Linked DNA regions of Mus musculus: region 2 is linked to region 1. Evidence: chromatin contacts called from ENCODE Hi-C data. All regions are on one chromosome and are shown on one strand. The core of a region is the stretch at or near the end of the contact, and the rest is flanking DNA. Distances in the headings are between cores, read along the strand shown. Region 1 overlaps Mogat1 (monoacylglycerol O-acyltransferase 1). Region 2 holds the start of Wdfy1 (WD repeat and FYVE domain containing 1).

Region 1 (5,900 bases), core at 30-2,529:
TTCACATTATAGCAATGTTATTTGTTCCACCCACTGGGCAAGTACATATTTTATGCCCTGGGATCGCCCCAAGCTGTGCCAGGCACCAGGGAGAGACCAGCAAGCAGAGAAGCCCCGACTCTGTATTAAGTGAAAAGGCTCTTGGGGGAGAAGATTACAAGTGTTCCTGTTGCATACCACATCTCCAGCACCCTACAATGCATCCTAAAACAGGGCGATGCTATCTTCCAAAAAGACTTGCCTTGCCACTGCAAATACACCCATTTCTGAGTGTAAAGCGAAACGACTCTGGCCATTCCTATGGGATTCCAAGTGGCAGACTCATCCTGCTTCAAAAATGGCAAAACAATTCTGCACTGATTTAAGAAAAAAAATGCATTGATGTGACCTGAAAGACCTAGGTTACCCAGTATACAACTGACATGATTCGGTGACAAATGTTCTGTTTACGTAAGAGCCCTGTCTCTCCAGCTTTCTGTAAGCCAAGTTACACAGTCTCTAAATATCCAGCTGTGCCAAACAACAGCTGCCCTGCTCAGTGACGATACCACCCTAAGCCACAGAATTGCTCAGTTAGTGTCTAGAGGCGCTTTGAAGTTGGTATTTTGCTTTTGCTCTGAGCGCATGAGTAATTCTAAGACTTTTAGGAACCTGAAGAATGATATAGTCTCCCTAAATTCAGAAGATTTTTAAGTCTTAGTCATCTTCAATCCTGTGCTATAATCATCTAGTGTATTTTTATTTTCCACTGTTATGAACCAACCTTGGAGCCTTACCCATGGTAGGTAAGCATTGTACCACTTGGTCATAACCCCAGACCTCCATTTTCCTGTATTTTTATTTATCACAGTATAAAATAACAGCAGTGGTCTTCACCACTAATTCTTTTCAGCTGCAACTTGATTCTAGAGTCAAAACAAACAAACAAAAAACAAAAACAAAACAAAAACCAGAGAAATTATTTATTTATTTTCTCAACGATGCTTTCTTGCCTTCCTTTCTTATGCCTTGGAGGAAGGAGGTTATTTAAATACCAGAGTTTCGTGCTCCGGAATCCCATATTTCCCTTTGTGTTCATTGAACAGTTTCTTTAGCTCCTCTAGGTATGTCTGATGCAGCTCTTCAATCTGCTCTGAGGTCGGGTTCAGAGTCTGCTGAACAGGGATGGGGCGGCCAACTGTGGAAAACAGAGCACGTGTCATCCCTGAGGACAGCCACCACTCCACCCGCAGCCTGGGTCTCCCGTGGGCAGCTGAGCGCTGGGCTGCCAATCGGCTTCCCTCCAGCCCGCTGGCTCCAGTCCTCTCCTCAGCTCACTGGCTGCCTACCTCAGTCACACCATCCCACTCGACAACAAATAAAGAGTTTCCCTTCTCAGCAGACACTGAGCTGTCATTCTGTGGTTTGACTTCTGAGTCAAATGCGCTGCTGTGCCGACTGCAGCTGTGCGCAGAGTAGGCGTTGCTGCGAGCCACGTCACTCTCATTCTCCCCTGGGCACAGCTGACAAGCAAGACCACAGGGTTCTTATTGTGACTGACTGTGAAATGTTCAGGTCACGTGACATCCTCTATTATGACTTTTTAAAAAATATCTTTCAGAACAATTGAAAATGTCACTTACTTACAGCGAAGTCTCTGTGCGAGAAAGTCATCTAGTCACAAAACTGAAAGCAACCACAGCTCATTAGGAAAACAGTTACATAGGCTGAGCTACATTCCAGTTATTCACCGGAATCTTAGGCAGCTATCTTTTTTAAAAAAAGAAATAACAAATAACGTGGCACACACAGTGCCTAAAATGTCTAAGAAAAGTTGCAAAATGAAGTGTGATCCCATCTATAAAAAAATAAATTTCTAGGTGCACCAATATTTTCAGTGTACAAGAAAAACCTGGCAAGATCAACATTTTCCTTTGGGGATTGGGTCAGGGGTGGGGAACAGCACATTTATTTTACCTGTATCGTATGAATGTTCCCCCCCCCCAAAAGTATCTGTTTCATCTGTATAATTACAAAAATACCTATTGGTTGTAAATAAATCTGGCGGCTTCTGTACATATTTTAAAAGACGTTTACATAACAATCTCAGAATTTGGAAATTCAGAAATACAAGTCTTTGACGGCCTGTATACACTGCACCCCCTGCTGGCCTGGTGTTGCTATGCGCCCAAGGCCAGGATGAGCCGGGTGGTTAACTTCAAACCTTGAAGCAAACTACTCCTTCTGAAGTCATTCGCTTGGGCATGAGGACTGTGAGCGCCGCTGTAGGGGGGTGGGGGTGGGGGGATGCAGTACGCAAAGGGGAGTCGGGTGGGGGTGGGTTCCTTTGTCTTTCTTCAAGCTACATACAGAGCGAACCTGTGCCAGTAATGGAAGGTGGTTATTTTTTAAAAACCTAAGCAATCGTGAAGGAATAAAGAGGCAGCAAGTGATAAAGACCATGAATATGGGAGTTGAGAGGCACAGAAGGAAGGACTGACACTCCCTAATTGCTGAGTGTTTCACTAGACCGAGCCTCCAAACACTCGAGGGCAGTTTCCTTCGATCTTTACGAAGTCTGATTTATGCACAGTAGACACCAGTCCTTTGACACACATTAGAGAGAACTGGAGGAAACAAGCCAGTGCTGGCACATACCTGTAGTTTCAGCACTCAGGAGGTGAAGGCAGGAAGGCTGGGAGTTCCCGGGCAACCTTGGCTACATAGTGAGCAGGCTGGACCCATCTTAGTTTTCTCTCTGCCCTAAAGTTTCCTGGGCAAGGGATGGGAGAATACAACTTGTTCTATAAAGCTTCCTCGCAGTTGTGACCTTTGAGGAAGGAAATCTGAGAAATCTGTACACAGACGGACCAGTAAACTTGTAGTCTTTTAGAAATAGCTGTAGTTTTTAGTGAGACTACCTCAGGGAGAGAGGTCAACGGGACGGTGAAGTGGGGACTGTGGAGAGAGGCATTGCTGTCTAAGGCAGAGTAAAAACAGCTTACTGTTATAGGAATTGTGACCTCTCAACCTCTCAATTAGGGCTTCTTTCCCTAGGAAGGACACCACAGCTAACTAAGTCCCTTCTTATTAAGTTCCGTTATATTTCAGCAGCTTCTCCCAGGAGCTCAAATCTACCCCTTTCGACTGAAGTAATCATAAGATGTTCTCCTTGTAAGATGAGCATAGCCCTTCCTGCTTTCCTCTGAGATGTTAAAAGTTCCAAATCACAGGAACTTAATATTTAAGCCTAGCATCCCTTCCTCCAGTTCCTAAGCTGTCCCCTAACTGGATTAGAAGGTTAGAAAAGCTCAATGCTTTTTAGGGATAAGCTAGAGGTAATAAAGGGACAATTTGATCATCATCGAGACCATACTTAGACTACAAAACTCAAGGAAGCTCATCTAGCGGCTGTGAGGGGAGAACCACCTACCTGGGAGCAGTGGGACCAATGGGAACAAGCGGCTGTGAGGCGAGAACCACCCACATGGGAGCAGTGGGACCAATGGGAACAAGCTCCCGTGTGGCTTCAGCTTGCCTCCTGCTTCTTGAAATTGGACTGAACCCTTATTAAAAGCGTTAAGGCTTACGGATGTCTATCAGATGCTATTAGATAGATCGCGTGAACAACCTAGGGAGGATGCCGTCACTGCCTCTCCCTCACAGATCCAAGCCAACCTGAGCTACAGAGTGAGGCCCTGCGAAGCAGGAAGTTTTTGCTTTCTTTGGCCTTATTAACCTTTCCTTTCCTACAGCTCTATTGGGAAGGGGCTAAAAGGGAGGTTAATGCATTTAAGAACCCTTATTAAAGTAGGGGGTTTTGTTTGTTTGTTTTTTGTTTTTGTTTTTCGAGAAGGGTTTTTCTGTATAGCCCTGGCTGTCCTGGAACTCACTTTGTAGACCAGGCTGGCCTTGAACTCAGAAATCCGCCTGCCTCTGCCTCTGCCTCCTGAGTGCTAGGATTAAAGGCGTGCACCACCACGCCCGGCCTAAAGTAGGTTTGTTTGTTTGTTTGTTTGTTTGTTTTTGTTTTTAATGTAAGCCTACAACCCTGTCTCAGAAAGATGGAGGAACTCCCCAACCTGGCACATTCTATGTTTTCATTGCACGGTGGCTGCCTTGCTGCGAGGCTGCAGCCCTCCATCCTGTGCAGCTATCCCAGTACGGCTGCTTATCTGTGGCCTCCACAGCGGCCCGGTTCATCTCCTCGTCCTGTGATAAGTTTATCTGGGGCGGAGAATGGGGAAAGAAGTGAGGGCACAATCAGTCCAAGGATCCCTCTTGCTTCAAGTCCAAGCTACCACTGTGTAACAGGTACCTAGGCTAGAGGACAAGGAGTTTCGTGAGCCAGTGCAGACAGCAGTTAGGAGGGTTGGACATGGATGCTCATTTTTTTCCCTCAGGGAAGTAAAGAATCGATTGTGGTGATTTGAATATACTTGGCCCAGGGAGTGGCAGTATTTGAAGGTGTGGCCCTGTTGGAGTAGGTGTGTCACTGTGGGTGTGGGCTTTAAGACCCTATTCCTAGTTGACTGGGAGTCAGTATTCTGCTAGCAGCCTTCAGATGAAGATGTAGAAGTCTCAGCTCCTCCTGCACCATGAATGCCTGGATGCTGCCATGCTCCCATCTTGATGATAACAGACTGACTCTCTGAACCTGTAAGTCAGCTGCAATTAAATGTTGACTTTATAAGAGTTGCCTTGGTTGTGGTATCTGTTCACAGCAATAACAGATCTTTCAAGTTAGAAACATCTTTATTCTGCTCGTCTGTAGGTAGAAAGATTCCATAGAGTTTTTAACTCTCCCTGATTTTTTAAAAATTTTTCTTTTAGACATAGATTCTCTGTGTAATCAAACTGACCTTGAACTCACTAAGTAGCCCAGGCTAGCCTCAAACTGCCTCAGCTTCTTTCAAGCACTGGGATTATTAACTTGTACCAACACACCAAACAAGACTCTCCTAGTCTCATGAAGGAAGCTCCCTCCTTAAGGTGTACCACTGGAGAAAGAACAGGTGGGCATATGTGGTCAGGTGTGGCTGTGGATAAACTTGGGAGCTGGAAGATCTCCGAGTTCAGATCCAGTCTCTGATGGAAGTTCAAAGGATGGCCTGTGTGTGTGCATGCATATGTGCACTCTGCTGCGTGACAGCACACGGGCACTCACTTGTGATCCTTCATTGAGCAGTTAGCACGCAGTACTGGGCACTGAAGTGCTATAAGTATGCCTTGTTGTTTGCCACTTTGGCTCATGGGTAATTTTGAGCGAACAACACTTAAAACATGGCGGAGGATAGTTTTGTGATGTGAGAAGGGCATTATGGTTTTCCCTTTTCTTCCTGAGAGAAGGAACTAAAACTCCCATGTAAGCGATGCTCTCCTTGTATCAGGAAAAAAAAAAAAATTCTTTTCAGCAGACCAGGGAAGTAGTCAAGAGATCCCTTGCAGACTATGTTACAATTATGCTTTCCTGGCTTTAGTCTCTACGTATACTTTAGATACTTTCCCGCAACTGCTTGTCTTTGGTGAACCCAGCATATAAATGTGTCTCCTAACCCACTTCTGTGAGACCTCATGACACTAGCCTTTCCTTTTTAAATCTCCTGCTTATAAATAAGTTTATAAATAAAACTTAAATTTCACCCCTTTCTTTTCCTTCTATTTCAGAAATCCCTCAGCCTGTACTCCCCCCTCTAGTATATGATGATTTAAGACACAGTGGACTATTTGGCTCTTCTGTGGGTTGGAATTAGTTTCATTAAAATAAAACACATTTCTTTATCCTTTTAGAAAGAATGCCAAAAGCACATGCAACCATTCCTTGTGTGCTTTGTATGTGTAAGAGTATATATATATATATATATATATATATATATGTGTGTGTGTGTGTGTGTGTGTGTGTGTGTGTGTGTGTGTGCATG
Region 2 (5,380 bases), core at 1,179-3,678, 1.2 Mb before region 1:
TAGGTCGGAGTCATCACTGACTAAAGATCCATTGTCAGTGGCTCCCTCTGAAGAGAACAGTATGTTACTGGGGGAATTGAAAATTTTTATTTCCAAGAGTATCAAGGTCCTTGACCTTTTCACATTACTTCTAACTGACTTAAACATCTTTGCAAGGAGGCCTGGTCACCTGCCTCAGATTGTATTCGCTCCAAGCAGAGACTGAGCTAGAAGTTGCCACCCAGGATATTAGAGCCTAATACCTGTGTAGGGAAGGGTGCTAGCAAGATTAGGCAGGAATAATTGTTAGTAGTAGAGGGCTGGTCAAGCCCCACTCAGGCCAAGCTCTGGAGACAGTGTTGAGTAGCAATGTGTCCTGAGGGTCAGTCGGATCTTTGTGTTTCTGTCTTGATTAGTTGTAAAATACAAGATGTCCTACAAAAGACATGGCTGGCACCTGGGGCCTATCAGCAGCTGAAGCAGAACCGGAAGCACCCAAAGGCTAGAGACTGTGGTCATATTTCTTCACTGAAGGTGGCTCTCTCTGGTCATCTATGCGTTCTCCACACCAGTAGCTCGAATTCTAACTCTGTCTGAGCTACCTCTCGTTCCTCTGTTTTCTTCACTACACCCGAAATTATCTAGTGTAGGATATGATCTAATTTATTTCACTTATTATTTGTTTTCTTCAGTGGAATGTCAGCCCTTTCTCTGTCCTGTCTGATTCTGTTATTACTGTAGCTAGAATTCTGTGTTCTGTGACACATGAACAAATGTCTAAGTACCCCAGATAGGGAATCAACAACACTCTAGAGATGCCACTAAAATCCAGTTTGGTGAACCAGTGAGTTTTATCAGGGTTACTTACAAGAGCATATAGGTAAGGGGTTATTTTCAGGAGCAGAAACGACCCAGAAGACAGTTATATCACCCCAGAGTTCACTTGAGCACAGGTGACAGCTCATGAAAGCTGGAAATCCGGAGCACAATGCACAGCCTGCAAACAGCTTCACAGGTTGGAGAGTGTCATCCTTAGGCAGTTGCCATGTGCTCTTCTAGGACACACAGCCAGCCTCTGCTTCTTCTAGGCACGGCCTTGCCTGATCTCGATTTCTTCCAGGCAGCCAAATAAGTCTGGGCTCCTCCCACGCAGCTGGAAGCTCAGCTTATCTGTCAGTCTCTCAGTCATTTTTATACTTCTACATGCTTAGGGAGGGGCCTAGACTATCCGGTCAGTTTCAGGAACTTCCTCAAGCTATTTTGAGTTGTTCACTTTCGGAGCACCAGAAGCTTCCCCGAGGCAGCAAAGTTTCACCTTCTCTTCGAACACCCTGTGAGCACCCTCTGTCTTACTGAGCTTCCCTCTCAGATGAACTCTTTTAACCTCAGAGAAAACTGCTACCCAACACTCAGAACCTTGTACTTTCTAAGTAAGAATTTTCCCGCTGGATTAGTTACCTTTTTCACTGCTGTGAAGCAAACTACCAGACTAAAGGCAACTGAAGGAAGGAAGGAAGGAAGGGGTTATTTTAGTTCAGGGTTTGTGGGTCAAGAACCCGTGGTTTGTGTGTACTGCAGTTTGGGTAATAGTAGTAACAGCGTGTGTGGGATGAAGGGCTGAAAAGGGAGCTGTGTGAAATTCTGACTGGGTTTCTCGATTATGGCCCTTAAAACATACTATCAGTGTCGTCCAGCCAAAACCCATCAGGAATTCACCTGCAGTTGGACAAGTGAGGTTGGCTGTGTGTTAGCAGAGGGTGCCTCGTGGAGAGGGAGCCATTTGGCATCTGGGTAACACAGCAACTGAAGGATAAGGGTTGGTGCTGGGTGATTTGGAGAAGGTTTAAGGAAAAAGAGCTTTTCTTCGGACAGGAAGTTGGCAGGAAATGGTGGTGTTGAGGGGCGGGCTGAGGTAAATAAAAAATTGTATATTCTAACTGGAGGAGAAAGCTGTAACTGGGGGTGGGGGTGGGGAGATAGTCACAATCTCCTGAACAGAAAAGTGTCCCATTGTGGTAGTTTGCACAATGTTAACAATCATAGAGTAGAATTATGCACAGGCTATGAGCGTTTGGATGATGGTACCAGTCGCAGCTCCCAGGGGGAGCTGCTTGTGAGTTTTTTTTTTTTTTCCACCTTTTAACAAGCCTGAAATTGGGGTGTGTCTTTCAAACAATGGCTTCTTAGGGTGGATGCGGTGCGATACTGTTTGAGGGGCAGGTGCTTGTGTTCTGCTACTGCTCAGCTCAATCCGTTTCCGGGAGAATTATTTGGCTTTTTAACCTTCACCAAGATCCTGTTTTTTGTTGTTGTTTTTGTTTTTGTTTTTTTAGGGTTCCTTCCGGGGTCACAGAATTATAACTGTGCGGCTTCACCAAGTACTACGGGAATCTGCGGCAGTGCTCGCGAGCTTACGGCGGCGTGGAGCACACGCGGCTGGGTTGCCCTAAGCAACCGGCGCGTCCCCGCCCGGCGGTCAGCTGATGGGCCGCCCGCGGGGGAGGCCGCGGCTCGAACATGGCGGCGGAGATCCACTCCAGGCCTCAGAGCAGCCGCCCGGTGCTGCTGAGCAAGATAGAGGGCCACCAGGACGCCGTCACCGCCGCGCTGCTCATCCCCAAGGAGGACGGCGTGATCACCGCTAGCGAGGACAGGTAGAGTCTGGGAGCACGCGGGGGCCGGGGCGTGAGGTGGTGACGACCACGAGGCGTGGGGATCGTGGGGTCCGCGATTCTGCCTCCCTTCTTGTTGTCACCCCGGACGGAGCGGCCACCCTCTCTCCCACGTCCCCGTAGTCCACCGAGATCCTGGTGCCGTCAGGCGGATCTGTCTTACTCCCCTAGTCTGGGACCTATCCCCCTCCGCGCGCCTTTAGTCTTGGGAACCCCAACAGCCCCAGACCGTCCCACTGCGCCCTTTCAGTCCGGAATCAGGTTCTCCAGCGCCCCCTTTATCACGGGACCCCGACCCAGACCCACAGACTCTTCTGTCCCTGGACCCCGTCCTATAGCACCATAAACCACTGACCAACCCTCCAGATCCCCTCCAGTCTCGGGACCCTGTTCCACAATTCATCTCCAGTCTGGGACCCTGATCCACAGGGCTCATCCCACTCAGGACCCACCCATTCTGGGACCCTGGACCTCACACGACCTCTCTAGTCCAAAGTCTTTCTTCAAAGGTCTTTAGTTCCGGACCTTCGCCACACCCTTCTAACCTGGGACCTAGTCCCTCCATCTCCCCATCCTGACAGAACCCCTGTTCCCACCGCTGGCTTGCAGTCCAGGGTTCCCAGTGCACACCCCTGCGAGTCGGTACTCCAGTCCTAGCTTCTAGCTAGCCTCTTGCCCCCGTTGCCGTCCTGTCCCGTGGTGCTGCTCCAACCTTTGCCTCCTGTGTCTTCCTGGCTGGGGCTTACCTGGTGCTCCAGAGTTCCTGTGTTCTCCTGGGACCGTTCCAAGTCCCAGAGGACTAGTAGCTAATTACCTTGGGACCTGGTGCGGCTGTTTATTCCTTACATGGAACCCCACGGGCATTCACCTCTTCCTTCTAATTTGTTTGGGGGCTGAGGTTAGGTTGTATACTTTCCTGTGCTTCTCCTGGCTTCAGGGTCAGTTGTTTGTTTGTTTGTTTGAACCATAGCTGCTAGAACTATCTGAACTCTTACTGACCAAAGAGTTTTCGATTTTTGTACAAAAAGTGATTAGTTAGTTCTTTAAAAGTCCAGATGCACTTATTTTAAAAGGAAAATTTATTTACAAATAAGTAATTTTATTTACAAGTAATTTAGCCCCACAAGTAGGAAACAGAAGGTCATTTACCACAAGACTAAAACAAGCCGTTATCAATGTTCCTATGTAGTTCTGCCGGTGGTCACTTGCCACACTTCAGAAAAGATTCATTTGGTCCAGTGACTTCATTTTACTCAAGAGGGAACCGGAACCACGAAGTGTTACTAGTTTCTCTGCGTCGTCCAGGAGTACTGAGGAAACATGGAACCCAGGACTTGTCATTTGCCCTCTGACTCTCAAGGCAGTATAAAGTGATTGGAGAAATAGCCCATGTTTTAAAATTGTAGCAAGTTTGAAACCTTAAAGGGTTAAAAAGGAGGTTGAGGGAAACAGTTTACTTGTCTTAAGAAGTGATAGGCCCAAACTGGAAGGGCTTTGGCCAGCACATCTACCTTTCTCTCTAAGCTGGAGGCAGAGGCCAGCCTTTTGTGTGGGTGAAAAGGAGGGCTGCCCTGTATGGGAAAGGGAAACTTGAAGCCCCCAGCTCCGGGCTGGGCCTTTGTGTTTGGCTTTTGAAGGAGCTTAGTTGGGGCCTTGTTTTCAGGTAGTGAGCTTGTTTTGTTCCTCCGGTTTACCTGTAACTGAGCTGGAGGTGGTGTGGGACTGCTAGTATCCTTGTCTGGCTGTGTGAAACAGAAGTGGTCAGGGGAGAGTGGGAACCTGAGACTGGAGAGAAGGGAATGTAAGCCAGGCAAATAGCAGAATAGTGGTATTTGTGTGATGCAAACAGAATTTAGACAACAGCTTATTAGAGTCAGCCAGCTTTATTTGGTAAAATATTTGATTTGTGACTCATGCACGTTGGGTACATTGCCGAATATCTGAGATTTCCTGGGTAGGAACAGTGCTAATAAAGATTTTATGGAAAATGATTACTAAGCTGCTTCTTGACACAGATGTTCAGGGGAGTCTTGGACCAGCCCAGTTTTTACTCCTGCTCAACTATCCTGCAGGATCCCGTCAGATGATAGGGCCACCAAGGAGTTGCTACTGAAGGCTTTTGATGTGTATTTTGTAGGTACCACAATTCATGGAATTTAATTCAAGTGTGGGCTGTGAGTTTTGTTCTTGATGGTCTCTTTCTCTAAACTGTCCTATTTATCATACTTGTCATTCATTCATTCATTCATTCATTCAAGAACACCATTTCTATTGGGTGTGAGGTCCTGGGGATAAAAGAGGGATCAAAAGCCACAGTGCCTGTGCTCATATAACTTCTGATTTATTGCTCCTTATAGCCCTTGACCTAAGGAAGCCTGTATATATGCCTGAGGACTTAGAACACTGGTCTCCCTCATTCAGCCGAGGCTATGTCAGACATGCCCTCTCATTTGTCTCCACCATAACTATAAAGGCAGCTGGCATTAAAACAGCTCTTTGTAAGTGCTGAGCAGTTTACCAGGGACGTGGCTCTGTGTGCTCAGCTCCCCAGATGCTGGGAAGACAGAGAAAGAAGAAACTGCCTGGGCTGGATTCAAGAGCTATCTGCAGGGGTGCAGGGGCCGGGGGTCCTCATGCTTGAAGGAGTGGCGTATAGAAGGGAAGGTGCTTGTACCACTTCCAGGCAGAGGGAAAGAACGGAAGGGAATATGAAGTGGTCAAGAACTCTA

The links. A loop is a pair of places that touch in the nucleus more often than their neighbours do.
Region 2: a map of T-helper 2 cell shows a loop between it and region 1 (6-fold over the local background). The contact joins the promoter of Wdfy1 here to the enhancer-like site in region 1. A Hi-C loop is called at or near these places in 2 of 37 maps with a recorded cell type or tissue (T-helper 17 cell and T-helper 2 cell).

What each region holds. Positions count from the first base shown.
Region 1 is chr1:78,533,221-78,539,120 of GRCm38, reverse strand. It overlaps Mogat1 (monoacylglycerol O-acyltransferase 1), which reads right to left. Exons shown (of 7, transcript NM_026713.3): 7 at 948-1,177. The coding sequence ends at 1,023. Among named protein-coding and RNA genes, the nearest start is that of Mogat1, 25 kb to the right of the region's middle. Within about 2 kb of position 1,279, at least 3 of the 3 ENCODE cell types and tissues checked have a DNase peak (open chromatin) inside an H3K27ac peak, as active enhancers do.
Region 2 is chr1:79,758,817-79,764,196 of GRCm38, reverse strand. It overlaps Wdfy1 (WD repeat and FYVE domain containing 1), which reads left to right and starts at 2,428. Exons shown (of 12, transcript NM_001111279.1): 1 at 2,428-2,633. The coding sequence starts at 2,497.